2 separate regions of the Homo sapiens genome follow, and region 2 is linked to region 1. A link is a loop called in an ENCODE intact Hi-C map of the cell type or tissue named here. Cell type or tissue: PC-9. All regions are shown on one strand. Each heading gives the region's core, and the rest is flanking DNA. Links, peaks and the distances in the headings are about the cores only.

Region 1 (16,085 bases), core at 5,072-13,071:
GAGAGGTGATGGTGAAGCTCTGGTCATGGGCAAAGGACAGAGCAGAGCAAAAGAAAGTTGGACATGAGCCCCATGCATCCCGCTGTGTCGCGATTCTCTCACACTGCCTCTGTTTTCAGAGAGAACGTGAGAGCAGGGATTCCATGAGAGCAGGGATTCCACGAGAGCAGGGATTTAAAAACAATCTCTCATGGAAAAATTTTAAACCTAAAAGGAAATAGAAAGAATAGTGAAACCTCTGTGTTTCAACTCCTCACTTTGACAATTATCTACACCAGGCTGATCAGTTTCATCTGCTCCATCTTTATCCGGAACCCCCTCGTCAACCTCCATCGTTCTGAAGCAAATGAGGAAAAAATATCAGACTGGCCATTCTGAGCTCCTGTTTTACAGTCCAGCAGCCCCTATGCTGGCAATAAAAATAAGCTCTGAGGATGGGAAGAAGGGATCAAGGAAGACTCATCAGTTTACCTTTAATTCCAATTTTATGTATTTATTATTATTTTTTTTAAATTTAAAGATGGGGATTTCTCTATGTTGCCCAGATTGGCCTTAAACTCCTGGACTCAAGTAATCCTCCCTCCTCAGCAATAGAAAATTTTGGGATTTCAGGCATGAGCTACAATGCCCAGCTTAATTCCTGTCTTTTTTTCTATTTTTTATTTTTTTATTTTTTTTTTCTTTGAGACGGAGTCTCATTCTGTCGCCCAGGCTGGAGCGCAGTGGCGTGATCTCGGCTCACTGCAAGCTCCGCCTCCCAGGTTCACGCCATTCTCCTGCCTCAGCCTCCTGAGTAGCTGGGACTACAGGCGCCCGCCACCACGCCTGGCTAATTTTTTTTGTATTTTTAGTAGAGACGGGGTTTCACTGTGGTCTCGATCTCCTGACGTCGTGATCCGCCTGCCTCGGCCTCCCAAAGTGTTGGGATTACAGGCGTGAGTCACCGCGCCCGACCAATTCCTCTTTTAAACACAAAGAAGCAGTCACTTATTTTGCCCCTTAAAATTGTCACCAAGTCTCCGTGCAACATATGCAGACTCTAACAAAGGGCAATGCAAAAGAAGCTCATCCCTGGATCAGTTAAAAATAAAAGGGCTGCAGTCTGTGCTTCCTAGAGTGTGTTCTGCATCCAGCAGCCTGATCCTAATGATAAACAAATAATATTCTACTCTGGGGGGCGGGTAAAGCTCTGGAGAGCAGAAATATGTGCACGGTTCAAGAGGCTTAGTGCAGTAGGCAGGAGCTGGGAGGCTTGGAGTCTGGGTGGTCTGCAAGTCACAGATTGTGGATGGAGACTGCTCTGGTTCCCCAACCCCCCTTCTCATGGAAATCCCTCTGTTCTGAGTCTGCAGCTCCCCTTCCCCTTGCTCTGCTCCCTTTATTCTGCTCCACTTCCATGCCCAATTATGGAGCAGAAAAACTAGAGGGGCAAAGGAAGGAGGGTGAAGGAAATTTGGAAAAACTCAAGTAGTCATACATATCCTTAAGCCAGTCAAGAAGAGGTGAGGCCGACGGCACTTGGGTGGGAGTGTACGCAAAGGGAAACGGCTGTCGAGAAGTCTGGGCATGACCGTGGCTGGGGAGTGGAGTCTCTGCTCAAGGCATGTCTTCTTTTGATCCCCATCCAAGGATTCCCAGTCCCTAAAGTGCCAAGAGGGCCTCAGCCAAGCGTGGACTCTTTTGTGCCTTTGTCATCGAGGTGTCATAAGCAACGCCACAGAAAGGTGCTAATAGCACAGTGCTTTTCAGACTGGGTTACTTCAGCCTCTTGGATTAGGGGAACTACAGAAGATTTATGGAACACCTTGATGGGATTCAATTTTACCAAAGACTTTTTTTTCAGGGGGGATTGCTATTTTTAGTATTAAAATAATTGTGAGTATATGATGAAATAGAATGTAAAATTTTAATGAATTTATGAAGATAAACACAAGAATTTAAAGACGTGTCCCAATTCTAGTGGCCTATTTAAAGAGGTATTTTCTTTCTCCCGTCCTTAGGAGTATTTGGGGAGAATGTGACGGGAGCTGCCCGATGTTCCCGGGGATCGATGAGCTGTTAGGGTTCTGGGATCTCCGCCCACCTGACTGGTCATCTCTTATTTCCTGTCAGCCCGTGAGGCTGGCTATTTCATGGTCTCCTGGGATGGGCTCACCCTTTCCTTTCTCCAAGCTTTTGTCCAAACAGTCACTTATGTTTGAGACAAGCTATCACCTTCTGACAACCACATCATGTCTCTTCTTCTCTTTACAATGAAATTGAAGGTCATTTTTTTCCCAGGAAGATTTCTCCGACTAAGCTAGGAGAACTGACTCTCCAAAGAGAATCTATAAGAATACCAGGCTGGGATGCCAAAACTACATGCTGATACAAAGCATTTGCAAAGGTTTGTATAAAACTTATTGCACAAAACTGTCAAATGCCTGTCTTATTTAGTAATCATTAAAACCCCATGAATTATACAGGGCAAGGATTATTTATAATTCTCATCTACCAGCCAAGTGATGGAGCATGGCAGAGGTTAAGTAACTTGCCCAAAACCACACAACTAGGAAGTGGTTCTTTTGACTCTCTAAAGAAAAATTATCCAAAACTTGGAAATAAAGGGGGAGAGTGACTGCGTGTTCTCTCAGTGTCACACTGGGGCACTGTTTAAAAACTCTTCTAAAGATTATTTAGTTCTGTAGGCAAAGTCAGCTTCCTGGGCATGCAACCTGTGCCATCATTATCCTAAACTCAGAACCCTGAGTTTAGGGGGGCCCCTCATTTGTTTAATGCTCAGCTGTTGCTGTCTTGAAATTCTCTTTTTTTTTTTTTTTTTTTTTGAGACAGAGTTTCACTCCTGTCTTCCAGGCTGGAGTTCAGTAGCACCATTTCGGCTCACTGCAACCTCGGCCTCCCAGATTCAAGTGATTCTCCTGCCTCAGCCTCCCAAGTAGCTGGGGTTACAGGCGTCTGCTACCACACCCGGCTAATTTTTGTATTTTTAGTAGAGACGGGGTTTCACCAATGTTTGCCAGGCTAGTCTTGAACTCCTGACCTCAAGTGATCTCTCTGCCAGAGCCTCCCAAAGTGCTAGAATTACAGGCATGAGCCACCATGCCCGACCTAAATTCTTCAAAATTTTTGAACAAAGGCCTCTGAATTTTTTTTGCACTGGGTCCAGCAAATTGTGTAGTTGATTCTGTCTCCAGGATAATAAATATCCCAACTGACCTTGTTATTTGCAATTAAGGGCTCAGCTCTGTGAAGTTGCCTGTTAACCTGTAGATATGGATCCGGTAGGGAAGCAAATGATTTCTGTCCATTAGCAAGTGTAATCTATACTTTTATTGCCCTGTGGAACATTAACTAGATTTGTCCCTGACTTTAAAAAACTTCCTGCGGTGCGCCTTTCCCTACGGGCTATAAAAACCCTGCTTCCTCAATTGCTCTTGGCGTCAGCTTTCCCATCTTACTGATTCCCTTTATGGATTAATAAATTAAATGACATCTTTGACAAGTGCTCATTTTATTCTGGAAGAGAATTATGTTTTTAAGTCTTTTCGGGAAATTATGCTTTGAAAGCTTTGCATTCCAAGCTCCTTCCATCATATTATGCTACTGAAGTCGCACTTTTCTCTTCCATCTGCTGATCGGGAGCCCACGCCGAGTCTGTTTGCGCACTGATGTTTACGCATTTTAGGCACAACTATTATTTTTGCTTGTCTTCTCACTCTTGGTATCCTGTAAATTCTTTTAAAATTGTATTTACTGATTTTTAAAAAGTGGATAATACATCCGCATGGTTCAAATTCAAAAGTTCAAAGGGTATATAGTGAAAATTTCGCTCCCATCACTATCCCAGGCACCCAGTTTTCTTCTCCAAGACAACATGTATGACTTCTACCATTTAATTTTACATATACCTTCAAATATGTGTATATATTCTTTTTGTTTGTTTTTTTCTACAAATAGTAGAACGAATATTCATATCATTGTCCTGCAACTTCCTCCTTTCACTTAACAATATATTCTGGAGGTTATTGAATTTTAGTGCATAAGGAACAAAAAACTGAAAAAAACCTCCCTCATTGTTTTATGGCTATATACTATTCCACTGGATAGGTTTACCATAATTTAACCATTATTTTATTTATGTGTGTGTATGATCTAAATGCCTCAAAGTGGATCTTATTAATAGATATTTAGTTGTTCACTATTGTTTGATATAATGAGCAATGATGCATTGAATAACTGTGTACATATATAGTTTTGCATGTGTGTATATGTATATATATACATATATATATACACACACATATAGATATATACATATATACATGAGATAAATGCCCAGAAATGAAATTGGTTGGTCAAAGAACATATACATTTATAATTTCTGACGTTTTTGAGAAATTACTCTCCAGCAAGGTTGTATCAATTTATTTCCACTTCTGCCGGGAATGTTCCAGAGCCCTTGCCAACACCACAACAGAGTGTATTTTGACATTTTTCAACTTCGAGATGGGAGATGGTATCTCATAGTTTTTACTTGCATTTCTTTAGTTAATAATGAGATGAAGCTTTTAAAATATATTTGAGAATAATTTCTTTTTCTGGGAACTGCCTTTTCATATCCACTGCCAATTTTTCTATTCGCTCACTAGTCTGTGATATAAGTGGTAAATATCATCTTCCCCTAGATTGTCTTTTTTAAAAAATAAAAAACTTTGTTTATGGTGGTTTTACTATGTGGACTTTTGTTTGATGCTGTCGAATTTGTCAATATTTCTTTCTATGGCTTCTAGTTTTCTGTCAGAGTTAGAAAGGTTTTCCCCAACTGGGATGATGAGAAAGAACCCTCCCAGGTTTCTTTTGGTAAGTTTATGGTCCCATGTTTCACATATAAATCTTTGATTCATTTGGAGTTTATTCTGGTGTTAGATACAAAATATGATTTCAACTTTATTTTTTCCCAAATGGTTCCCATATTGTCCCTAAGCTGTCTATAAAATAATCTTTTTCCACAGATTGGAGATCTCAGCTTGATTATTCACTAATTTGCCATATGTACTTGTGTTTGTTTTTTAAGTTTTCTCCCCATGCCATGATCTGTCTGTTTATTGCATGAGTACTGTATGATTTATGTTAATGTAACTTTAGAATATATTTAGTATCTGGTAAGGCAAGTGCTCTCCTTATTATATTTCTTTTCCTTTTTTTTTTTTCTTTTTGAGATGGAGTCTCGCTGTGTCACCCAGGCTGGAGTACAATGGCGCTGATCTCAGCTCACTGCAACCTCCGCCTCCTGAGTTCAAGGAATTTTCCTGCGTTAGCCTCCTAAGTAGCTGGGATTACAGGCGCACACCAACACACCTGGCTAATTTTTGTATTTTTAGTAGAGATAGGGTTTTGCCATGTTGGCCAGGCTGGTCTTGAACTCCTGACCTCAGGTGATCTGCCCACCTCGGCCTCCCAGAGTGTTGGGATTACAGGTGTGAGCCACCACGTCCCGCCCCTATTATATTTCTTTTAAAACATTTCCAGGACAAAACTTAATGTTTCTTTTTCCATGTCAACTCTAGAATCAGCTTGACTAGTTAAAACAAAACAAAACAAAAAACAAATTGATATTTCATTGAGAGTGCATTGCATTTATGGATATGTTGGGGAGAATTGGCTTCCTAATAATGCTACACTTGGCTACCAGAAATCATGATAAGCCTTTCCATTTAATCAAGTTTCCCATCTAGTTTAGTGGCAGCATTTTAATATTTTGATCATCTTGCATAACTCTTAAGTTTATTACCAGGTATTGTTTGTATAAAATAGATGTTTCCTTTTATCTTTTTGTTGTTTTCATATATGAAAGTTACTGAATTCTGCGTGTAATTGTGTATGAGCCAGCTTATTGAGTTTCCTTGTCCTGTTAACTCTAACACCCCACACAAAGTCCCACACCAAGTTCCTAACATAACTAATTGTTGACTGAGTGACCCTTTATCTGCCGTCTTGGGAGTTGGGGCTGCTGCTGTTTCTTTTTTTTTTTCTTTTTCTTTTTTTTTTTTTTTTTTTTGAGACGGAGTCTTGCTCTGTCGCCCAGGCTGGAGTGCAGTGGCGCGATCTCGGCTCACTGCAACTTCCGCCTCCCGGGTTCTAGCAATTCTCCTGCCCCAGCCTCCCGAGCAGCTGGGACTACAGGCGCACACCGCCACGCCCAGCTAATTTGTGTTTGTATTTTAGTAGAGACAGGGTTTCACCGTGTTGCCAAAGCCGGTCTTGAACTCCTGAGCTCAGGCAATCCACCGACCTCAGCCTCCCGAAGTGTTAGGATTACAGGCGTGAGCCACCACGCCCAGCCGGGGGTTGGGGCTTCTTAAGGTTTCAAGACAGTTAATGCTGAGGGAGAAACAGGAAACACTGATTTCATCTATTGTTCCAGGATAAAGAGTAGATCATTAGCAATTTCTTCGCTCATTCTTAGGGATTTCTTTGAAAGTTGGCTTTTAGTGCCAGTGTTAGGGCTTCTGAATGGCTTGCTGAGATCTGCTCTGTGGTCTCAGGAATGACTTTTTTTTTTTTTTTAACTTAAAAACCTAAAAAAATTACTTTGGGAGTGACTAGGTAAGGGAGGTTATCCTCATCTAACCAGAGATCCAGCCTGAATTTATGCACACCGTGGGGACAGAAGAATTGGGTATGGGAAAGAGCCGCTGTGCAACATTATTGAAGCTCCACGGAAGTTTCACAACAGGGATCCTTTTATGGGGTCAGATAGAGATCATGCTGTCTGTCTGAGATCAGATGGACCCATTAAAAAAACAATATTAAGGCCGGGTGCGGTGGCTCACGCCTGTAATCCCCAGCGCTTTGGGAGGCCGAGGCAGGTGGACCATTTGAGGTCAGAAGCTTGAGACCAGCCTGGCCAACATGGTGAAACCACGTCTCTACTAAAAATACAAAAATTAGCCCATTGTGGTGGCACACGCCTGTAATCGTAGCTACTCAGGAGACTGAGGCTGGAGAATACCTTGAACCCGGAAGGCGGAGGTTGCAGTAAGCTGAGATTGCCCCACTGCACTCCAGCCTGGGTGACACAGGGATACTTTGTCTCAAAAAGAAAAACGAAAACAAATCCACACACACATTTTGGGAGGCCGAGGCAGGAAGATCACCTGAGGTTAGGAGTTTGAAACCAGCCTGGCCGACTTGGTGAAATTCTTTTTTTTTGTTTGTTTTTTTTGAGACAGAGTCTCGCTCTGTCTCCCAGGCTGGAGTGCAGTGGCGCGATCTCGGTTCACTGCAAGCTCTGCCTCCCGGGTTTTACGCCATTCTCCTGCCTTAGCCTCCCAAGTAGCTGGGACTACAGGCGTGCACCACCTACGCCCGGCTAATTTTTTTTGTATTTTTAGTAGAGATGGGGTTTCACCGTATTAGCCAGGATGGTCTCGAACTCCTGACCTTGTGATCCGCCCCCCTCGGCCTCCCAAAGTGCTGGGATTACAGGCGTGAGCCACCATGCCCGGCAACTTGGTGTAATTCTGTCTCTACTAAAAATACAAAAAATTAGCCAGGCGTAGTAGTGGGTGCCTGTAATCCCAGCTACTCACGAAGCTAAGGCAGGAGAATCGCTTGAACCCAGGAGGTGGAGGTTGCAGTGAGCCAAGATCACACTACTGCACTCCAGCTTGGGCGACAGAGGAAGACACCGTCTCAAAAACAAAAACAAAAAACAAAACAAACAACCCCCCCCCCCACCCTCACCCTCCAATATTAGTCATTACTCTGTAAAGGTTCCAGAAAAAGTTTGTTACATCCATTTTGGGTTTTCAATTTAGTATCATTGGAATTCGACTGGAATTCTAAAGGGTTAAAAGAAATCCTAGCATTTGACCTAAATACTCTTAGAAGGCTCTCTCTCTCTCTCTCTCTGGCAATGTTTAACACCTCAGAATGAAAATACATGAGCTCATTGGAATTGCTAGAAAAGGGCACGGCAGTTTTTCACACTTCTTTTGCCAGCAAGATAGCACTTTAATTTGAGCCTGATTTTTTTCTCACCCTGGAGGGGAGATGGGGTTACTCGTTGGGGCTCTGGGGCCTCCATTCTGCCTGCTTCTTTGGTGGGTATTAGCATGAGAAAACACAAGAGTAGTTTGACTTCCTATATTTTTCCAATGTTGCCTGAGAATCTGGGGCTCAAATTGCAGCATCAGGGAGTAAAATTATATGCCAGGGTCTCAAAGCCTTTGTCCATCACTTTCTCTCATCCTTATTCTTTATTAAAAGTCTTGCTAATTAAAAAAAAATCTAAGTTCAAAAGTTCAGATAAACTCCCTTAAGTCTGTGACCTGATTTTCTTCAGCTTGAATCGTGTTAGGTCCTGGATATGGAGTTTTTAGTTCTTCTTTATGATTTTGTTACAGGCATTTGAACCAGAGCAACTTCATTGTGGATAGCGGCTGGGTAAAATGAGGCTGAGACTTCCTGGGCTGCATTCCTAGGAGGTTAGGCATTCTTAGTCACAGGATGAGATAGGAGGTCAGCACAAGATACAGGTCATAAAGACCTTGATGATAAAGTGGGTTGCAGTAATGAAAGCCAGCCAAGACCCAAAACCAAGATGGCCATGAGAGAGACCTCTGGCCATCTTCACTGCTCATTATACGCTAATTATAATGCATTAGCATGCTAAAAGACACTCCCACCAACGCCATGACAGTTTATAGATGCCATGGTAACATCCGGAAGTTACCCTATGTGGTCTAAAAAGGGGAGGAACCCTCAGCTTCAGGAATTGCTCACCCCTTTCCCAGAAAACTCGTGAATAATCCACTCCTTGTTTAGCATATAATCAAGAAATAACTATAAGTATCCTTATAGCTTAAGCTTAAGCTGCTGCTCTGCTTATGGAGTAGCCACTGTTTTATTCCTTTATTTTCTTAATAAACTTGCTTTTGCTTTGCACTGTGGACTTGCCCCGAATTCTTTCTTGCACAAGATCCAAGAACCCTCTCTTGGGGTCTGGATCGGGACCCCTTTCCGGTAACAGTTTCTGGAGACACAGTGCTGTGTCAGATGAGAGCATGACGAGGTGGGTATGTTTTCATCAGCTGATTGCTGCAAAGAAAAACTTGCCAACTAACTGGGTCTGGGTCACTCTCTACTATAGTAGCAGCATAATTGCAATCTGATCGGCTAACCAGAGATTCCTGGTCTGCTTATTTTTCCTGGGTTTATTTGCCTCGGTGCTCTGAGACATCCATGTTATGTCTTTCTGTTTATACTCTTCTTGACCGAAACCTTAGAATATGAAGTAAGACGAAAGAAAGCCAGCTGGAGAAGCTGTCAGTTCAGCAGGTTTGGGCCATGGTCCCAAAAGACACTATTCCCTGAATCATGCCTGGTGTGACCCATTTCCTTCTGTCTGCCTGCTGCTCCATCCTCTGTGCTTGAGGCCCGGCTCTGTCCTCCAGCCAACACCAGGACGACTGGGTGTGTGGACCCTGACCCTTACAACCTGACTCACCACAGCTCTGCAGGGTGCCCTGAGAGCCCACAAGGCTCTGGGTGCTGGGGAGACAAATATTTAAAAGACAGGCACCCTGGCCTTGAGGAACTCTCAGAGGTTTGCCCTCAGCTCCTTTATTTGAAAGAGTGAACTTAACTGGGGCTCCCACCTTTGAGGAAATCTTACCAAGAATTTAAAGAAAGCCTAGAAGAGGCCAGGCGAGGTGGCTCATGCCTGTAATCCCAGCACTTTGGGAGGCCGAGGTGGGAGGATCGCTTGAGGCCAGGAGTTCAAGACCAGCCTGGCCAACATGGTGAAACCCTGTCTCTACTAAAAATAAAATAATAAAATAAAATAAAATAAAATAAAATAAAATAAAATAAAATAAAATAAAATAAAGCAAGCCCAGAAGAGAAATATGATCGATAACTTATAAGGTGGCCTCTGGTTCTTCTGAGAAGGTGAAGAAGAACTAGACATACTTAGGCAAAAAATAGCCACCTGCAGGAGAAAAGACAGCTTCCTTCCCCTGCCTTCTCTGGTGAGAGAATCCTTTCAGCCCATTTCCTGATTCTCACTTATAATCATACCTGGGCGGTCTTGAAGTGTACTTGGGTATCATGCTATTCTGGAAAGAGCCTGGGACTAGGAGGAGGCAGCTTTGGGATCTAATCCAAACCATTGTGTGACCTTGGGCAAATGCCTTAACTTTTCTATGGGATTAGTTTATTTGGGAAATTGCCTTCCCTACTTCATCAGGATATTGTGAAAAATCACTATGTATCTATATATGAGTGTGAATTTACATAGATGGAATAAAATATACGCAATACACACAATAAAATATACACATACACATAAATTTAAAATTTTCACAATAAATAGTTATCATTTATTGAGCAGCCCTTAGTTATTAGGCATTGTGTTAAGTCTTTTACATATGTTAGCTTGTAGTTACTCACAATATTCTTGCAAGACAGGTGATAGCAACCTCTCCTCGCTCCACTGCCTCCACCACACACTATATTATAGATGAGGAAACTGAGGCTTAGAGAGGCAAGGAAGTTTACTCAAGCTCACAGAGAAAGTTTCTTTTTTTTTTTAATCTCTTTTTTTTTGAGACAGAGTTTCACTCTTGTTGTCCAGGCTGGAGTGCAATGGCGCGATCTCAGCTCACTGCAACCTCCGCCTCCCGCGTTCAAGCAATTCTCCTGCCTCAGCCTCCTGAGTAGCTGGGATTACAGGCATGTGCCACCACGCCCAGCTAATTTTGTATTTTTAGTAGAGACAGGGTTTCTCCATGTTGGACAGGCTGGTCTCGAACTCCCAACCTCAGGTGATCCACCCACCTTGGCCTCCCAAAGTGCTGGGATTACAGGTGTGAGCCACTGCACCCGGCCTAGAGAAAGTTTCTTTTGGATAGTAGCCAACACTGTGTCATGCAGCAATAGGTCCTCGGTAATGATGACTTCAAAGGCAATCATGATGCTTCTCCATTGAATCTTCTTTCGTATGGCTCCTTCTTCCCATATCTGGAAGATTGTTTTTGATTGCAACATAGGCCGTCAAGCTCCTAGACATCTTTAATCTGTTGTGGGCTTCTCACACTGTGTTCCATAGAAGAGCTATGCAATTTAGGGGAATTCTGCCAGTGGCTTGACATCCCCAGCCTGGGGCTCATTTGGGTTTGGTTCATCGTCCAGCGTTCATGAACATTTCCATCTCAGCTCCTTACCCTCCTCTTTCCCCACTCTATGCCTCAGCACGATGAACTTTGCTCTGTTTCAAGTCCATGCCCCAGGCTTTCCCACGTTTCTGCTTTTGCTCAAATTCTTTGCTCCATTGCTCCATCTGGAATGCCCTTCTGTCTCCTTCTTTGCCAAATTTCTAAATATTACTTATCCTTATGGTCTTCTGTAAGGTCCTTTTTCTTCATGAAGCCTTTCCTAATCTGTTTAGCTGGAAATGGTTATAGGACATTCTTTATTTCCTTTTAGTGGAACATTCCTTATTTCTCCTTGTAAACGTATGCTTTCTGAAGGTTAAGTTCATGTCCAGTTCATATTTGAACTTCCAGTCTGTAATACATGTCTTTATATGTAATAGCCATGTGTTCATTTACTCAACGAATAAATCAGTCAGTAAATGAGTATATAAATCTTGAGGGAGTTCTGAATTGTGTGTGGTGTTAAAGATGTGCCAGGAGAATTGTACTTGTTTATTTATTAAGCACATACTGGGTTTAAGATCCTCTGCCAATATTTATTACACAATTTTTTTTGTCTTAGCATTTACGGTCTCTAATAAACAAATATGAATAACAAAGAAAAGAGCACACACCAAGAGAAATACATTAAACCAAATTTTAAAAAATGTGTTTTATGTGATGATGAAGGGAAGGGTAATTGTGAAAGAGACTGCAATTAGGAAAAAGAGTTCCAAGGTCTGACAAAGGGGAGTGCCATGGACTGAATGTTTATGTCTCCCCCAAATTTACCTGGTGAAATCCTAACCCCCAATGTGATGGTATTAAGAGGTGGGACTTTTGGGAGGTGAGAAGGTCATGAGGATGGAGCCCCTATGAATGGGATTAGTGCCCTTATAAAAGATAACCCAGAGAACCCTTTAGCCTTCTTTCCACCATGTGAGGAGACAAGGAGAAGACAGCAGTGAACAACCTGGAAGAGGGCCCTGACCATAGTGGCACCCTGATCTCGAACTTCCAGCTTCCAGAACTGTGAGAAATAAATTTCTGTTGTTCTTAAACCACCTAGTTTGTGGTACTTTGCTATAGCGGTCCAAACAGACTAAGACAAGGAGGGAAGATTAAATGACTGAGAGAAAAATGGTGTTTGAACATGGATTGAGAAGCTACCAGATGACACTATACAAAACATACACTTGTTTTCTAAGACCCTCTATGTTTTATAGGACATCTACTCAACCTATAAACATCTACTGAGAAAGCACCTTGAACTAGAGGTTGGGGTTACAAAGGTCAAAATGGCCCACTTCCCGCCCTTGCATTCTGCAGAAGTTTGTTTCGGAATGCTCTGGGAGGAGAGAGGGAGAACTCTTAGTGTGCAGGGAGGTCTCACAGAGGTGATGACCCTCAACCAAGGCCTGAGGAAGCAGTGTGGTGTGAAGTTTCAGAGTATAGACTCTAGAGTCAGACAGGAGGCTGATATGGTTTGGATTTGTGTTCCCACCCAAATCTCATGTTGAATTGTCATTCCCAATGTTGAAGGAGGGGCCTGGTGGGAGGTCATTGGATCATGGGGGCAGATTTCCCCTTTCCTGTTCTCGAGATAGTGAGTTCTCATGAAATCTGGTTGTTTAAAAGTGTGTAGCACCTCCCCTGTCTCTCTCTTCCTCCTGCTCCAGCCATGTAAGACATGCCTCCTTCCTCTTCACCTTCCGCCATGATTGTAAGTTTCCTGAGGCCTTCCCAGCCATGATTCCTGTACAGCCTGCAGAACTGTGAGCCAATTAAACTTCTTTTCTTTATAAATTACCCAGTCTCAGGTAGTTCTTTATAGCAATGTGAGAACAGACTAATACAGAGGCAGACTGCTTGGACGGGATCTAATCCTGCCATTAACAATTCCTATGGTTTGAATGTTTGTTTCCTCCTAAACTCATGTTGAAACTTAATCCCAATGTAGCAGTATTGAGAGTTGGGGCCTTCAAAAGTTGATTGGGTCATGAGGGTTCTGCCCACATGAGTAGAGTAATCCATTTATGGATTAATGGGTGAATGGGTTGTCATGGGAGTGGGACTGGTGGCGTTATAAGAGGAGAAAGAGAGACCTGAGCTAGTACACTCAGCCCCTTCACCACATAATGTCCAGCACTATCTGGAGACACTGCAGGGTCCCCATCAGCAAGAGGGCCATCACTAGATGTGGCCCCTTGACCTTGGACTTCTCAGCCTCCATAAAAGTAAGAAATAAGTTTCTTTATATATTACCCAGTTTCATGTATTCTGTTATAAGCAACAGAAAATGAACTAAGACAACTATTAACATAATTCTGACATGTAAGCAAGGCTCAGTCTCTTTCTCTGTAAAATGTGATAGTTATATTACCTATACACAGAGTTATGAAGATTAAATGAGAAAATCCCCAGCCTCTAGGTAGGACTGCCTCATCCCACCCAAGACTGACTCTTCTTTCAAGATTCAAGTGAATTGGGAGGCCAAGGCGGGCAGATTACGAGGTCAGGAGATCGAGACCATCCTGGCTAACATGGTGTAACTCTGTCTCTACTAAAAATACAAAAAATTAGTCGGGCATGGTGGCATGTGCCTGTAATTCCAGCTACTCAGGAGGCTGAGGCAGGAGAATCGCTTGAACCCAGGAGGGGGAGGTTGTAGTGAGCCGAGATTGTGCCACTGCACTCCAGCCAGGGCGACAAAGCAAGACTCCATCTCAAAAAAAAAAAAAAAAAAAAAAAGGATTCAAGTGAAAGTGCCTCTTGATTCACTCAGAAGTTGACTTTGTTCATTTTTTGTTTCACCAAAAGTGATGGAAGGATGGGCTGGTTAAGCAGATAACTTTTCTCTAAAGAGTATTAAAGTTGAGCTAAAGGATTTTTTAAAGGTTGTGGATCCAGATCCCCAGATTAGCACTTACATACAATGATAACTTATAGAAATATAAGACAGCCCAAGGCTGGCAATGAATAGGCTTATTTTCTAGCATGTTATTGGATGGGGAAGAGGAGACAGAGGACTCTTTATCCAGCTGCGGGGACTCTAAATTTGGCAGGTTAGTTCTGTGTGAGGAGGATGAGGGGCTCCTAAGAGAGTTTGTACCCTGTGCCATTGATTATTGGAGAGTAGATCTTTCTTTCCCTGGTATTTTTTTCACTGGCATCCTATTGCAATGGAAGTATCTGACTGTTTATTATAGCACATATGAGCAGTGCCTTTAAAACTAGGGAGAATGCACCTATGTTTCCAATTTCCGTCTTCAGCAAAAATTGCTTTCATATAAACTTTATGGTACCAATTATATAAATTGTGCCTATATAAATAGTAGGGTTAAAAGCAGTTAGAGATTTAGAGATTATTAAAGTTATATTTTTGGGGGTGGAGTTGTATTTTCATTTAGTCATAATCTCCTGTTACAAATGAACATTTTGTATTTCATTGCTAAGATAAAATAATAGAAACAAAACAGCAGGACTGGAGAGAGAAATGAACAGAAAGAATCGATTGAGTGAGGAGGAAGTTGGGAAAGAGGGCAGCAAGTGGAGAAAGATTGGAAGGGAGAAGTGGGTAGAGAAAGGAGGTAAATACAGAAGAAGGATATATGGTTTGATAGAAGAAATAAGACCTAGTGTTGATAGATTAGTGGGGTGACTATAGTTGACAATAATCTATTGTACATTCCAGAATAGTTAGAAGAGAATAATTCAAAGGTTTCTAGCATAGAGAAAAGACACATATTTAAGGTGATGAATATTTCAAGTATGTTAATTTTATCTTTACAAATTATATGAATGTATTTAATTATCATATGTACCATGAAACTAGTACATCTATTATGCATCAATTTAAAAAAAGACAGGCTGGATGTGGTGGCTCACACCTATAATCCCAACATTTTGGGTGGCTGAGGTGGGCGGATCACTTGAGCCCAGGAATTCAAGACCAGCCTGGGCAAAACAGCGAGCCCCCCATCTCTATGTTAAACAACAATAACAACATACAAATAAAAGTTTAAAAGCACAGAAGGAAAAACAATGTTTGGTAATTAGAGTTGAGCCTAGGGGTGGCTGTGACATCTGAACAATGTTAAGCAGGTCCAAACAAATAAAATCTCCATTCAAAAGTTTCCCTCATTCATTTGGAAAACCATTCTGGGAGGGCATTTGAACCTTTATTTATTTCAGGCACTCTTTATAACTACAGATCCCTTTGCGTATATAAGTGTACCAAACAATGTCGCCTGGGGGTTTTCTCTAATTTTTTTTTGCAGTAAATAAATCTCCCTGGGTAGATGGCTGTATTGTGCAGACAAGGTCCAAGGCCCTACCTTCCTCTCGCACTCCCTCAGCAGTGCTTCCATCTGTTTGCACCACTCCGCACACACACCCAGAAGGTGGGCAAACACAGGAGATGGCACCTCTGATAAAGGCTCCTGTGTGGATGGTGGTGGCTGGAGGTGGAAGTGGTCAGGGACTCTGCCTGCTGTAACACCCCACATGCTGGTGCAGAGGGACATTCGGTGGATAGTTTTGTCTTGGTTTGACCTCCCTATTTCCTGCCAAACGATGGCCCCATCTTCTCCAAACATGAAGAACACTTTCTCATGGAAGGCTCCTAGATGTCGATAGAGATTAGTAAAAGTTCTGTTAAGCTGTAATTAGCTTACTTTTGATCAACCTGCATATTCCTATTGAATTTTTATTTGTCGATCTCTCTTCAGCCTGCATGCTCCTAGAAGGCTTACAGGGCTCTATCTTTTGTGCCTCTTAACACGTCAGTTTCTGGTATGGTTGTCCTTACAAAGAAGAAACATGATCAGAACTCCCTCCTCTTCTCCCCTCCACCTCTAAATTTTCCGGCTGGTGCTCATCCATTCC
Region 2 (16,085 bases), core at 4,674-12,673, 100 kb before region 1:
CCCACACCGAAGATGATTGTCTTTTCCTTGAAACCGGCAGATTGGAAACACAGAGATCATGTTTGTAAATGTGGATGGCACAGAGCTAGGTAGCAGAGCTAATCTGGTTGGACACACCTGAGGTACATAGTTATCCTGCTGGCTGGGATTCTGACCCAAAGCAAGAAGAAATTGAATGGAAGCAAATGTTAAAGTTTCAGTGAGACACAAGTCCAGGGTGGGAAAGACCTGGAGGACATGGGGAACCAAGAGATTTATTGACCACCAGTATGATGTGGCCGCATTTATAGAGGTTCGATGTTCCAAACACCGAGTAACATCTCCATTGTACTTTATACTAGCCAACCTAGCATATCCAGAGCAACTGTGTTCAGTTTTAGATGCTGAAAACTGGGAAGGACATTGACAAAAAGGGGCATTCGGGGAGTCATGACCGGCAAATGATAGGGTGAGAAAAATATATGAGGAACAGCTAATGCAGTTATAGGTGAACAAATTATGAAGATGGAAGACCAAGGGGCAGCATTGTAGCTACCTTCCATCATTTAAAAGGCCACAAAACAAGTAATAGGTTTACTGCATTTTGTTCCTTTGGTCAGAATTACGGAATCATTATGGTGCCTAGTTATTTCCTTCCATCCCTCCAAAGGGGATATTTCTTCCTGGAGTCCTTGAAATAAGTGGTGTTGCCCATGCGATGGCTCACGCCTGTAATCCCAGCACTTTGGGGGGCTGAGGTGGGCAGATCACAAGGTCAGGAGTTCGAGACCAGCCTGCCCAACATGGTGAAACCCCGTCTCTACTAAAAACACAAAAATTAGCCGGCCGTGTTGGCAGGCACTTGTAATTCCAGCTACTTGGGAGGCTGAGATGGGAGAATCGCTTGAACCCGAGAGGTGGAAGTTGCCATGAGCCCTGATTGTGTCACTGCACACCAGCCTGGGTGACAGAGCGAGACTCCGTCAGAAAAAAAAAAAAAAAATTAGCCAGGTGTGGTAACTCCTGCTTGTAATCCCAGCTACTAGGGAGGCTTAGACAGGAGAATTGCTGGAACTCAGGAAGTGCAGGCTGTAGCGAGCCAAGATCACAACACGGCACTCCAGCCTGAGCAACAGACCGAAACTTCTCAAAGAAAAAAAAATGGTGTTGGTACAAAGACCAAGGTGACAACCTGAGCTGCGGGCGTCAGTCAAGGGGGGCCGGATATTGAGCATCTACTTCCTTCCCAGTCTGTGGGTTAGTTTTAGAGGAGGAGAAAGATGGGGAAAAGGAGTGAGGGAAAAGGGAGAAGTTGAGGGAAAGGAAGGAAAGGGCTTATGCCATTTGGGCTTAATATGTTGACTGACTCTGTAACAGCGCTGTCTGATAAGAGAAAGAGCTCTACTGTTTAGTGAGTTTTCCATTACTGGAGTCATTCAAATGAGAGTGTGTGAGTAGCTGTAAAGGGGTCCTTATATGTGGATGTTAAACCCAATATTTAATGTCTTTTCTAACTATAATATTCTATGAACTACTAATAATTATGAGTGCTCAGTATATTCAAGGCCCTGTCTTAGTTGAATGTGATGCGAAATATAAAATACAAGTGTAAAATACTGTCGGTGTATTTTGTCACCATCAGTGAGCGCTTACACAATTTATACAAAAGGTCTAGTTTTGTGCCATTGTGTGTGTGGTTTTTGTGTGTGTGTGCCTCAGCTGGAGTGCAGTGGCACGATCTGGGCTCACTGCAACTTCTGCCTCCTGGGTTCAAGTGCCTCAGCCTTCCAAGTAGCTGGGATTACAGATGCACACCACCACACCCAGCTCATTTTTGTGTTTTTAGTAGAGACGGAGTTTCACCGTGTTGGCCTGGCTGGCATGGAACTCCTGACCTCAGGTGATCGGCCCACCGCAGCCTCCCAAAGTGCTGGGATTACAGGTGTGAGCCACCATGCCCGGCCATAGTTTTGTTCCATTATTAACATGACTTTTCAAGATTGTTGAAGGGACTTTTCAAGATTGTTGAAGCGCTTTTTCAAAGAACTGAAAAGAACTGGCCCATCCAACTACAGCATTTCTTTCCTTTCTGTTGCTCTTTTAATCCACAAGGGGGCAGAATTTACTTAGGGAGGATTAGCCAGGCCTCACCTTTAAGGTAGTTATTCTTAGTAACAAGGATTCTAATGGACAAAGAATGACAGACTACTTTGGATTTAAGCTTATAAGCACTTTGCTGCCATTTGTGGTTATGTGCTAAATTTCCAACCACGTGCATTGAATGTTCAAAGGCCCATGGAAAAAATGAAAATCTTAGAAAATACGGTTAGGCATTTGAGAGGAACTTTTCCCAGGAAATAGAAACGTACACTACTTTAATAACTTAAGATCACTGTTTTAACTTATTCCAACTGAAGCAGATGTTTACTTTGTTTGTCTAAGACCAAAAAAGACTTATTTATTTTTTTAGAGACGGTATTTCACCATGTTGGCCAGGTTGGTCTTGAACTCTGGGTCTCAAGTGATGCCCCTGGCTCGGAAAAAAACTTATTTTAATTGTGGAATTTATTATGAAACAAATCAATTCATCAGATGTGGTCAACTATGGCCTCTAGATAGTTAATAAGAAAAGGCAACGAGGAACGGAACACGTCTGCCCCAATGGCTTCAGGGAGATTAAGGAATTGGCAAAATAACTCTGAAGGCTCTTTCAAGCTTAAAGTTTAGTTTTTGTTCTAGGCCAGTAAATTACGAAACCCTGGAATGCTCTGACTATATGTAATGTAGAATCTCAAGCTTGGGCAGGCCCACAGAAGGTCATTTGGTCACTATCTTGCCTTCAGGCCAATTTCTTTCTTTCTTTTTCTTTTTCTTTTTTTTTTTTTTTTGAGACGGAGTTTTGCTCTTGTCGCCCAGGCTGGAGTGCAGTGGTGTGATCTCGGCTCACGGCAACCTCCGCCTCCAGGGTTGAAGTGATTCTCCTGCCTCAGCCTCCCAAGTAGCTGGGATTACAGGTGCCCGCTACCACGCTTGGCTAATTTTGTGTTTTCAGTAGAGATGGGGTTTCACTATGTTGGTTAGGCTGGTCCCGAACTCCTGACCTCAGGTGAGCCCCCCCACCTCGGCCTCCCAAAGTGCTGGGATCGCAGGCGTGAGCCGCTGTGCTCGGCCATCTGCAGGCCAATTTCATATTTAAAACTAGGCAGCTGAAATGTATCAAGTTATTTACATTCTCTTATTGTCACTGGGGATCTGAAATCACGGCAAAACGGTTCCAAGATCTTGACAGGTCTGTTAGTACCCATTTTTTTTTTTTTTTTTTTTTGAGACGAAGTCTCGCTCTGTCACCCAGGCTGGAGTGCAGTGGCGCAATCTTGGCTCACTGCAAGCTCCGCCTCCCGGGTTCACGCCATTCTCCTGCCTCAGCCTCCTGCATAGCTGGGACTACAGGTGCCCGCCACCACGCCCTGCTAATTTTTTGTATTTTTAGTAGAGACGGGGTTTCACCGTGTTAGGCAGGATGGTCTCGATCTCCTGACCTTGTGATCTGCCCTCCTCGACCTCCCAAAGTACTGGGATTACAGGCGTGAGCCACCACACTCACCCAGTACCCAATTTTTAATTATTGTATATCATAACATATTCAAGGATACTGATGCTACAACATTTTCTTAAACACCCCTTATGCTTCCAGTTGTGGGTACCACAAATTAGCAGGTACATTGACAAAATAATTGGCACCCAGAGGTGAGTAACCTGGAGTGCATATTTGTTCAATAAATGTGAGCAGCACCTGTTACCATTCTAGGTGCTGCCAGGGATACAGAAATGAATGACATTGTCTTTTGTGTATCAAGAGATCACAATCAAATAGAGACACAAAACAGGCACCCAGTTCAAGGCAGTGTACGATCGTCAGTATTGTGTAAGAGTCAAACTGTTTTAGGAATTTAGTGGAGGAAGATCACTAATGTGATCAGGGATGGCTTCATAGTAAAAGAAATGTTTATCCCAGACCTTGAAGAGTACGTTAGAATTTTAGCAGCTATACCTGGCAGGCGATGACCTTCCAGACTGAATGGCAGCCTTAGTGATTAGCAAACCAGTTGCCAAGCTGACTTCTGCGTTTGGCAGATCGGAACATCACTGTGGACCCTTCGTCCTGATAGGTTCTCAAAGTCTGGTGGTGGGAAGGAGGATGGTCAGTAATAAAACATACTGTGCCTGGAAGCTGCACTGCTATTCTACAGACTGGGGGTTGACTATTTGGGAGTAATGTTTTGTGTTGATTTCTCCAGTAATAATTGTCAGGATAAGGATAACAATCTGGTCCACAAAGATCACTCCACCATTCAGAAATACAGCAGGTACCTCTCTGAATTCTGTCCTTGATAATATGCTATTTATGGTTCCATGCATGTATTCATGTTTACACATGCAGAAACACACACACACAACTGCTTGAACACCCTGGCAAGAATGCCTGTGCCAGTACACAGATCAGGCAAGAATGTATGCTTTTGATTCCGAGACTCTCAGAGATCCAGATCTCATGCTAACCTATTTCATTGACATGTCTATTTATAGTCGCTGTCTCGTTCCAAATGTGAAGTCGCTTTCTAAATCTAAATCTTTTATTACCTTCGTCAGAGAGATTCGAACAGAGGCAGAGGGGGCGGGAATTAAAAATAGACACAGACTTACTATGAAAAAGAAAATAATCGATTGTTAGGGATCCATGGCCAGGAAGAATTGAGATTATGTTGATAATTAAAATCCACTGACAAATCCTCAATTCAGCCTTTAGTTTTATCCTGCCCCTTCCACTTTCCTATCAAAGCTAATAACGAAGAGAGAAGATGACTGGTTTGAACTTCATCCCTGCTCCTCTCATTCACTCTCCCTAAGGAGGGGCAGAAGAGCCATGAAACAAAGAATTGAAGGAGCTGCATTTTCTTTCCCTCCCTCCCTCCCTCCCTCCCTCTCTCCCTCCCTTCCTTCCTTCCTTTTTTTTTTTTTGAGATGGGGGAGTCTCACTGTGTTGCCCAGGCTGGTCTTGAACTCCTAGGCTCAAGCAATTCTTCCTCCTTGGCCTTCCAAAGGGCAAGGATTACAGGCGTGAGACACCACTCCCAGCCCTGCATTTTCTACTCACAGGAAAATCATGTCCTACATGATAAAAATCACAGATAGTACAAATTTGGCAACCTATAATTTTTAAAACCCCCAAATGTAACACTTCTTAATAATAGTAATTTTTGAGGACTTATTATGTGCAAAGCATTGGTACTTGATTTATATTCATTTCCATTTCTTCATCTTCTCAATAATCTTGTGAAGTAAGCACTATTATCTTCATTCTACAGACAGATACTGAAATGCAGAAAGATTAACTTGCCCAAGATCGCACAGATTACGAGGAATTGAGCCACTATTCTAATCCAGCCATTTAACTCTAAGACCTATACCCTGAACAGTATATTGGACTGCTACCCAGTATAGGTAGCTAACACAAATTTTTTGCTCTGGATTCCCCTTAAAGCTTTCACCTTCATGTTTTCTACTCTTGGTCATCTACAAAAAAGTATATATTGAGACAGGGTCTCGCTCTGTTGCCCAGGCTGAAGTGCAGTGGTGTGATCATAGCTCACTGCAGCCTGAATCTCCTAGGCTCAAGCGATCCTCCTGCCTCAGCCTCCTGAGCATCTGGAACTACAAGTGTGCACCAGCACACCTGGCTAATTTAAATTTTTTTTTTTTTGGTAGAGACAAGGTCTTGCTGTGTTGCCCAGGCTGGTCTCCAACTCCTGGGCTCAAGCGATCCTCTTTTCTAGGCTCTCAAAGTGCTGGGATTACAGGTGTGAGCCACTGCACCTGGCCTAGAAATGTTTTTCAATTTATTTTTCTTTACTTAGACTCCCATTTTTTACATATATATAAACTCACAGTCTTCTTTACTGTTATTTGGAATAGATTAAATATTATGATTCAACAATGGCATTTTAGAGTAGGCTTTCAGAAACTACATGTCATTAATGTAATGCTGATCAGAAACAAGTAGACACAAAAGAGTACATTCTATAGGATTCCATTCTATATGATTCCAGGGTACAGAAACAGAAAAAAAAAATCTGTGCTGTTAGAAGTCTAGGTAGTGGTTACTCCTGGAGTAAGCAGTAGTGAATATAAGGGAACATGGTGGGGCCTTCCAAGGTGCCGGTTCTATTTCTTGATTTGGGTGCTTGTTACTTGGGTGTGACCATTTCACGAAATTTGTTGAGCTCTTTATGATGGCTGTGTTCTTCTGTATGTATATTATATTTTATATTATCTATTGCTGCATACCAAATTGTCCCAGAACTTAGCAGCTCGAAACAATAAACGTGTTATCTCATAGTTTCTGTGGGTCAGGAATCTGAGCATGGCTTAGCTGGGTGGCTCTGACTCAGGGTCTCTCATGAAATACAAACTGTTGGATGGGGTTGTAGTCTCATCTGAAGGCTCGCATGAGGTGGAGGGAGATTTACTTCTAAACTCACTCATGAGGTTGTTAGCAGCTTTCAATCCTCACCATATGGACCTCTCCACAGGGCTGCCTCACCACACGGCAGCTGGCTTCCCCCAGGGTAGGTGATGCAAAAAAGAGCACAAGATGAGACGTCTCAGAGGAGACGTCTAATCTCTGCTGCCGTATTCTACTTGTTATAAGCAATTCAATAATTCCAGCCCACACTCAAGAAGAGAGGAATATTAAGAGGCAGGAATCATTAGGTGCAATCTTAAAGGCTGCCTACCACACACTTTAATAAAGCCTTAAAGGCCTGGCATGGTGGCTCACGCCTGTAATCCCAGCACTCTGGGATGCCGAGACAGGCGGATCACCTGAGATCAGTAGTTCGAGAGCAGCCTGGCCAACATGATGAAACCCTGTGTATACTAAAAGTACAAAAAATTAGCCAGGCATGGTGGCAGGCACCTGTAATCCCAGCTACTCAGGAGACTGAGGCAGGAGAATCGCTTGAACCCAGGAGGTGGAGGTCACATTGAGCCGAGATCACACCACTGCATGCCAGCCTGGGCAATAAGAGTGAAACTCCATCTCAAAAATAAATAAATAAATAAAGCCTTAAAAATTATCCATATGTGTCCTCTGCCTCCCCACTCACAATAACAATCATTGTCTTCTTATAGAATTAAAAATGCTTTCACAATTCACTAGATTTTTGGCAACCACAACATCTCGTAAGAGTAGGTTATGACATGAATTCTTCTTTCTGTTTTACAGAAATGTAATAAGCTTGATATGACCACTTTTATGTTTGCAAAGCACTTTTCAGATTTCACAATTCTTTTTCATACATATTTTGAGTTTTATTATGCAGAATAAGTGAGAATTGTAGTTTAGTGTTATTTCCCTATGACAAATTCCAGGAAAATATATTATCAGGGTGGCATGAACAACGTTATAGTTTATATTATTTATAGAGGATAAAAGGTCTCAGCCAGGCATGGTAACTCACACCTGTAATCCCAGCACTTTGGGAGGCCAAGGCGAGTGGATCACCTGAGGTTAGGAGTTCGAGACCAGCCTGGCCAACATGGTGAAACACCATCTCTACTAAAAATACAAAAATTAGCCAGGAGTGGTGGCGGGTGCCACCCTGAATACTCTGAAATACTAATTTCACAGTATTATCTGATAATACTCTGAAAATTGTAAAATGCATATAATATACCAGTCACTGTGCACTAAGGGATATAAATATATATGTATATATATAATTTCATTTAATCAGAACAATCCTACAAAGCAAAATTTTGCCTCATTTTACAGAGTAAAACCTGAGACTTAGAAAGGCCTATTTGCTAAGATCTAAGAGATAATAATTGGTAGAGCCAAAATTTCAACTAAGTTTGACTTGAGACCTTTTATCTTTTTTAAAAAATTTTTTATTTTTTATTTTTTATTATTATTTTTTAGCCAGAGTGTTGCCCTGCTGCCCAGGCTGGAGTGCAGTGGTACGATCTCAGCTCACTGCAGCCTCTGCCTCCTGAGTTCAAGCAATTCTCCTGCTTCAGCCTCCCAAGTAGCTGGGATTACAGGCACTCGCCACCATGCCTGGCTAATTTTTGTATTTTTAGTAGAGATGGGGTTTCACCATGTTGGCCAGGCTGGTCTCGAACTCCTAACCTCAGGTGATCCACTCGCCTTGGCCTCCCAAAGCACTGGGATTACAGGCGTGAGCCACCATGCCTGGCTGAGACCTTTCATCCGCTATAAATACAATAAACTATAATGCTGTGCGTGCCACCCTGATAATAAATTTTCCTGTAATTTGTCATAGGGCAATTTTTACAAAAGCTGTACCATCCTGATCTTAGCAGGAAAAAAGGAATTATCTTCAAAGAGTATGGCAGGTAGAATATGAAAGGCAGTAATTCACTCTCTTTATGGCATTTGTGTACAGCACTAAAGAATGTGGCGGTCTTCCTCCAAGACACTGATGCTACTCACCTATGATCACTGGGGAGAAATCTTTGGAATATATTCTTATGAATGTGTTCATGGAAAGCTGACCATATGCATCATACCATTCATTTAATATACACTTTTTAAGTGGCTTTAAAACAACCAGTGTATAGGTTCGCAAAGACTGCAATAAACTTTTTTTTCTTTTTTTGAGATGGAGTCTCTCTCTGTTGCCCAGGCTGGAGTGCAGTAGCACAATCTTGGCTCACTGCAACCTCTGCCTCCGGAGTTCAAGCGATTCTCCTGTCTCAGCCTCCCAAGTAGCTGGGATTATAGGCATGCACCACCATGCCTGGCTAATTTTTCTTTTGTATTTTTAATAGAGACAAGGTTTCAACATGTTGGCCAGGCTAGTCTCGAACTCCTGACCTCAGGTGATCTTCCTGCCTTGGCCTCCCAAAGTGCTGGGATTACAGGCATAAGCCACCAAGCCCAGCCAAGACTGCAATAAACTTTAATCTGCTTCTTACATCAAATGTGTGAGCAGAACTATAATCAAACTTAGCTCATGCTTGACAAAGAAAATATTGGAGCTTCTTTTCTGCCAGAGACAGATCAGGGCAATTAAAAACCTGGACCTCGATCTGTATGCAACTAAATGATGGTATGCAGATAAATGGACTAACCCAGACTTCCACTTTTCTCATTAAAGTGGCAAGAATAGACCTGGCATTGCAATTTGGCTCCGACACCCAGTTTATATCCCAGCAGAAAATGTCGCGTCTCAGCAAGGGAGGATTTGTAATGCCAAGTCATTTCCCCTGACTTTACTTTCTTCCTGTCCTTCCCTCACACCCAAATGACTCAAATGGCTGCCTCACACTCACGTACTCATTCATTCACTCATGTATTTACTCAAATGACCTAACTATGAGTCTTGAGTTTGTCTTGCCAGGGGATTGTCTTCCAGGTGATCTTTGCATTTTCTTTTCTTTTCTTTCTTTCTTTCTTTCTTTCTTTCTTTCTTTCTTTCTTTCTTTCTTTCTTTCTTTCTTTCTTTCTTTCTCTCTCTCTCTCTCTCTCTCTCTCTCTCTCTCTCTCTCTCTCTCCCTCTCCCTCTCTCTCTCTCTCTCTCTCTCTCTCTCTCTCTCTCTTTCTTTTTTTGAGATGGAGTTTCACTCTTGTTGCCCAGGCTGGAGTGCAATGGCATGATCTTGGCTCACCACAACCTCCACCTCCCGGGATCAAGCGATTCCCCTGCCTCAGCCTCCCGAGTAGCTGGAATTACAGGCACGCGCCACCACACCCAGCTAATTTTGTATTTTTAGTAGAGAGGGGGTTTCTCCATGTTGGTCAGACTGGTCTCAAACTCCCGACCTCAGGTGATCCGCCTGCCTCGGCCTCCCAAAGTGCTGGGATTACAGGCATTATTCACCATGCCCGGCTGATCTTTGCGTTTTCATCAGAGCATCAAACCAGTTCTGGCTGACTGCCTTTCCTGTAGACCTGGTGTGCTTACAGGGGTAACGAAGAACAAGAAATCACCCAAGTACTTTAATATCTAAGATGGGCAGTTCACAAATCTAATTAATTATTAGCATCCCTTAAAAAGCTTTTTCGAATAACGTAATGTAAGCATATGGTAAACATTCAAACAGAACAAAATAGTATACAGTGAAAAGTAAGTCTGTCTCACAGTGACCCTCAGTTTTCCTCCTACCAGTTCATATGCATTTTATGTCTCACATTATTTTGTTGTTTTTTTTTTGAGACTGAGTCTGGCTTTGTTGCTCAGACTGGAGTACAGCGGTGCAATGTCTGCTCACAGCAATCTCTGCCTCCTGGATTCAAGCGATTCTCCTGTCTCAGCCTCCCCAGTAGTTGGGATTAGAGGCACACGCCACCAAGCCCAGCTAATTTTTGTATTTTTATTAGAGACAAGGTTTCACCATGTTGGCTAGGCTGGTCTCGAACTCCTGACCTCAGGTGATCCACCCACTCTGGCCTCCCAAACTGCTGGAATTACAGGTGTGAGCCACCGCGCCTGGCATAGGGTCTTATCTTTATTCCTGGAGTTGTAAAATTTTACTATGATGGGTTTTGGTATAAGACTTTTTCCCATTCACTTATTTTGATGTGCCTTTTAATCTAAAGACTCATTTAAATGTCAGGAAATGTTGTTGTACTATTTAAAAATAATTCTGCTGAGTTCAGTGACTCAAGCCTCTAATCCCAGTGCTTTGGGAGGCAAAGGTGTAAGGATTGCTTGAGCCCAGGAGATTGAGACCAACCTGGGCAACACAGTGAGACCCCATCTCCACAAAAATATAAAAGTAATACTAAATAAAAATACAAATAATTCATGTCATTTTCCCTTCTTTTTCATACACCCATCTTTCAGATGTTGGACCTCCTGGATTGATCCTCTATTTTTTTTTAGATCTTTTCTCTCATGTTGTTTGGTTGAGTTGTTCCAAGAGTTTGTCAAGAGATCTCTTGGATGGCATTATAAGATAATTGTTAAAATCAGCAATTCAAATACCAGAAAAATTATTTTCTAGTTCTACAAGCTTGGGCAAGTTCTTTATCCTCTCTTAGTTTTCTTGTCTATAAAATGGAGGAAATAATTGTATTCAATTATTTGATGATTAAATGATGATTATTAAAGCATGTTATGAGAATCGAGTTAGTTTTAATACATGTCTGAAACATAGTAAATGTTCAATAAATTTTGCTATTATTGTTGTTATTATTATCCTATTCTTGTTTGATGGATACAGTGTCTTCCATTATGTCTCTCAGGATATTAATCACAGGGTTCCTTGCATAGTCTTTGTTTCTATTCGCTTTTCTCTTACTTTTCTCAAACGTCTCATGTTATATTCAGAGATACTAAAAAGCTGTTTGGGGCCGGGCGCGGTGGCTCACGCTTGTAATCCCAGCACTTTGGGAGGCCGAGGTGGGAGGATCACGAGGTCAGGAGATCGAGACCATCCTTGGTAACATGGTGAAACCCCCTCTCTACTAAAACTACAAAAAATTAGCTGGGCATGGTGTGGCAGGAGCCTGTAGTCCCAGCTACTTGGGAGGCTGAGGCAGGAGAATGACATGAATCTGGAGGTGAAGCTTGCAGTGAGCCAAGATCCCGCCACTGCACTCCAGCCTGGGCGACAGAGCGAGACTCCGTCTCAAAAAAAAAAAAAAAAAAAAGCTGTTTGGATATGCTGAGAATGAGCAGGACTTGTACAGTGGGCTTCTTTGTAGGCTGTTTGATTGTGGGATTCCCAACGTCAGTGTCTGTAGGCCTTTTTTCTGAAGCTGTTGAATTACTCCAGAGAAAAATTCTTGTTTTTGTTTTGTTTTGTTTTGTTTTGTTTTTGAGATGGTGTCTCGTTCTGTCGTCCAGGCTAGAGTGCAGTGGCACAATCTCGGGTCACTGCAATCTCCACCTCCCAGGTTCAAGCAATTCTCCTGCCTCAGCCTCCTGAGTATCTGGGACTACAGGCATGTGCCACCAGGCCCATCTAATTTTTGTATTTTTAGTAGAGACGGGGTTTCACCATGTTGGCCAGGCTGGTCTGGAATTCCTGGCCTCAAGTGATCTGCCTGCCTTGGCCTCCCAAAGTGCTGGGATTACAGGTGTGAGCCACCTCACCTGGCCAGAGAAAAATTTTAAAATCACATATCTGTCAGTGGGAGGTGGGTAATGGCTGCCAATGTTCTCTGAGCTGGGTGGGTTTAGTGGGTCAGGAGTATACCTATACAGATTCCAGTCCTTGAGCCTTTTAATAAACTGGCTTATAACCACTGGGGTTTCAGCCACTGTGTTTTGGTAAGTCAGTTACCTCTCTTCCACCTGCTTTCATCAGCCAAACATTTGTTGACATTTCTCTTTCACCTTTATTTCCTTCCCCATTTTCAGCCACCTGAGTAGCTGGTACTGACTACAGGCACGTGCCCTTGCGTCCGGCTAATTTTTGTATTTTTTGTAGAGATGGGGTTTTGCCATGTTGCCAGGCTAGTCTTGAACTCCTGGACTCAAGCAATCCGCCTGCCTACGGCCTCCCAAAGTGCTGGGATTGGGAACCACTGTGTCTGGCCCTTTACTTTCATTTTAGTGGGTTTTGGGGAGGAAACAGAGAAAAATACATGTGTTCAATCTACCACATTACCTAAAATATCCGTAAGTGATTTAGGGGGCAGGTACTGTCTTCTAGACTATAGACATTTTCTCTGCTCCGTTTTTATTTTTTAATTTTTTTAGAGATAGGGTCTTGCTATGTTGCCCAGGCTGGTCTTGAACTCTTGGGTTCAAGAGACCCTCTCAAGCTTTCCTAGTACTGGGATTACAGGCGTGAGCCACTGTGCCAGGTACTCTGCTCCATTTTTGAAAGCAACAAAATATTTAATTAGATCTGTGGCTTTTTATCCTCCCACTTCCCCTGTTCAACAGACAGTCATCATTGGCAGGGTTGTGTCTGTCGACTGCGATACTGACTGTGATATTGGCTCTCTAACCCTGGGACAGATAGGACAGTCCTCCGGGAAACAGAACAGCTTGTCCGTGTACTCAGGAAGCTCATGTGGGATACACGGTGGCCACACTCCTACTGGAAAGCTTTTCTGTTGCGACACCCTCTGCTCAGCATGATAGAAAAGGAGAAAAAGCTTTTATTTCCCAATAGGCTCTCTCTTATCCCGAGAACCTTATCTGGGAAAAAGGTAGCAGAGAAACGTGAAAGCAAGTTTCATCAGGAATGAGGAAATTGCCACTCATTTTGCTAATTTTGACCTATGAAACCCAAAGAGAAAACGTGTGTGGGATTTTGTTTTCATGTCTTGTGTTTTTCTTACTTTCCCCCTCTCTTCCTCCCTGTCTTCCCTCCTTTCCTTCTTCCTTTCTTTCTACTCACCAGGCATGTTGTATTTAAGCTATTTTGGTTCAGACTAAGGGAAATGAATCAAGGCTTTCGGAACAAATTAAAGAAGTACACAAATGCTCAGGATGAAGCCTTCATGTCCAATAGAAACGAAGGCCTGCTCTGCTCAAAATAACTCGTTCTTGCACCCTCATCCCTTTTGCTGTGTTTGCAGCTTGGAAACCCTACCAGACACCGAGGCCTTCTTAGGAAAAATATTTGTTTAAATCTTTCGCTTTCTCTGTGGTCTTTAAAAGCCACTAAGCCACTCTGGTTTCTAGTCCAGGAATCAGCTTTTCTGGGCGTATCATATTGCCCAGCTGTGACCCTTCCAGGCACGTGAACTCTGCAGAATTCTAGCAGAGATCTGAAGATTTTTTTCTTTTCTTTCTTTCTTTCTTTCCTTTTTTTTTTTTTTTTTTAAGACAGAGTCTTGCTCTGTCACTCAGGTTGGAGTGCAGTGGTGTGATCTTGGCTCACTGCAGCCTCCACCTCCCGGGTTCAAGCCATTCTCGTGGATCAGCCTCCCAAGTAGCTGGGATTACAGGCATGTGCCACCACACTGGCTAATTTTTGAATTTTTGTAGAGACAGTGCTTCACCATGTTGGCTAGGCTGGTCTTGAACTGCTGGCCTCAAGTGATCTGCCCACCTCAGCCTCCCAAAGTGCTGGGATTACAGGGGTAATCCCACTGTGCCTGGCCAAGGTTTTTGTACATGAGAAATTGGTGGCGAGTCCCATGAGGAAGTGCGGCGTACACACAGGCAGATTTCCTTCACCATTAGTTCCTGTGTCAATCAGGGAACCCGCAATGAGACCATGTATTATGTACAGCATTGTACAGGGATTTTGTGGAAAATGTGAGAATAGACACAATCCATACACAATTCCTGACTCCTGTCCTCATGTAGCATCCAGTGTAGTTGTAAGGCATGTGAAAAAATTAGCAAATACTTTAAGACAGCACAAAATTGACACTACCTCTAATGCTGTGGCAGCTCAGAGGAGATGGCGACCCATAAATGATGAAAATCAGTGCAGGAAATGAGACATGAGAGACAAATGGAGGGAAAATGCAAAGGAGAAAGGCAGGAACGAGCTCTGGATGATTGGGTGGGAATGAACTCATTACTCAGGGTTAGACTGCAAGGGAAAGAGAAAAGGAGCAGTGAGGAGAGAGCGATTCATTTGATGGGAGAGTTAGGAGAAGGAAACTTCTAGGTAAATATTATTGGAATTGGCCTACAGAGAACAGCCCTGTTATATTTTTTTGGTTGTTATTTTTAGTTTAACAACAAGTGTCCGCTTTTATCTATAATTTTCTTTTTCTTTCTTTTTTTGTAGAGATGGGGGTCTTGCTATGTTCCCTAGGCTGGTCTCGAACTCCTGGCCTCAAGTGATCCTCTTGCTTTGGCCTCCCAAAGTGTTGGGATTACAGGCATGAACTACCACGCACAGCTTACGGTTTTCCCAGTTGATTGGTTTGCTAATCTTTGAGATTAATCCAGAGGCAAGCAGAGATCTATTTCACCCCTACCCCACAAAACCCCTCTTAAATATCCAAGATTTTTGGTGGGCTGTGGTGTCACAGGTGAGTGAATTGAAATCATTAGGTAGTTGGATGTATTTCATTCAGCATGCAGGACTATCTGGCAGCAGAGACTAGAAGGGCCAAATCCTACTTCTCTGGATTTTGCCTCTGCAATAATCTAACAACCATCTGCTTACATCACTTTTTAGAATAACCAGTCATTTAATGTCGTTCATTCATTTAATAAATACTTATTGAACACTTGCTATATGTCAGTCACCATCTGCAGCGCTGGGCATACAGCAGTGAACAAAACGGATATTCTCCTTATTTTGTCCTTCTCAGAAATGCGTACATATCCCTGAGGGTCTTGGGCAGTGAGACAGAAACATATAGCATTCTAAAATAATTATGTAATCAATATTTTCTTGGAGTGTCAGTTTACTAAATAAGTAATTGAAAACACTGCCCTGTATTTAAATATATACATATGGAGTGGAATACAAAATTTAAATGCATTTCTTTTTTGAGACAGGGTCTGGCTCTGTCACCCAGGCTGGAGTGCAGTGGTGAGATCCCGGTTCACTGCAACATTTGCCTCCTAAGCTCAAGTGATCCTCCCACCTTAGCCTCCTGAGTAGCTGGGACAATAGGTGTGCACTACCATGCCTAGCTAATTTTCTGTATTTTTAGCAGAGACAGGGTTTCACCATGTTGCCTAGATGGGTCTTGAACTCCTGAGCTCAGGCAATCCGCCTGCCTCGGCCTCCTACAGTGCTGAGATTAAGAGCAAGAGCCACCACACCTGGCCTTATATGCATTTTTAAGCTAAAGCAAGACTTTAAAGAAATGCAATTTGTTCTGGGCTATGTCCCAAATCTCCAAGGTCCGCATGTACACTCCTCTGCCTTTAGAAGCACTCATGGAGAAGTTTGCAAAGCACTGCCCTACTTAATCTTGAGTGGCCTTACCACTGCCTACAAGATCAAGAGGAGACTCCTGCATGAACACTCAAGGTTCTTCAGGATGTGGACCGGGGCCACGTTCCCCAGCACTCACTCTCCCTTCCCTCCCTCCCTCCTCCCTCCCTCCTCCCTCCCTCCTTCCTCCCTTCTTCCTCCCTTCCCTTCCCTTCCCTTCCCTTCCCTCCCCTTCCCTCCCCTCCCCTCCCTCCCTTCCTCCCTCC

Evidence for each region. Peaks named below come from ENCODE experiments on the same cell type or tissue, not always from the same donor. Only the 100,000 strongest peaks of a DNase experiment are listed, where the experiment ranks them.
Region 2: a loop joins it to region 1, with 13 times the contacts of the local background. A loop is called at or near these places in 1 of 110 quality-filtered maps.

Annotation. Positions count from the first base shown.
Region 1 is chr11:123,210,097-123,226,181 of GRCh38, forward strand. No RefSeq gene overlaps it. Among named protein-coding and RNA genes, the nearest start is that of CLMP, 23 kb to the left of the region's middle. RefSeq lists enhancers at 6,164-6,896, 8,950-9,450. In PC-9, for the core only: no CTCF peak of the experiment used is centred there; no DNase peak of the experiment used is centred there; H3K27ac peaks cover 1,375 bases.
Region 2 is chr11:123,109,488-123,125,572 of GRCh38, forward strand. The region is part of intron 1 of CLMP (CXADR like cell adhesion molecule); the gene reads right to left. Among named protein-coding and RNA genes, the nearest start is that of HSPA8, 55 kb to the left of the region's middle. In PC-9, for the core only: CTCF peaks have their summits at 9,456 and 9,668; a DNase peak (open chromatin) is centred at 9,314; H3K27ac peaks cover 4,352 bases.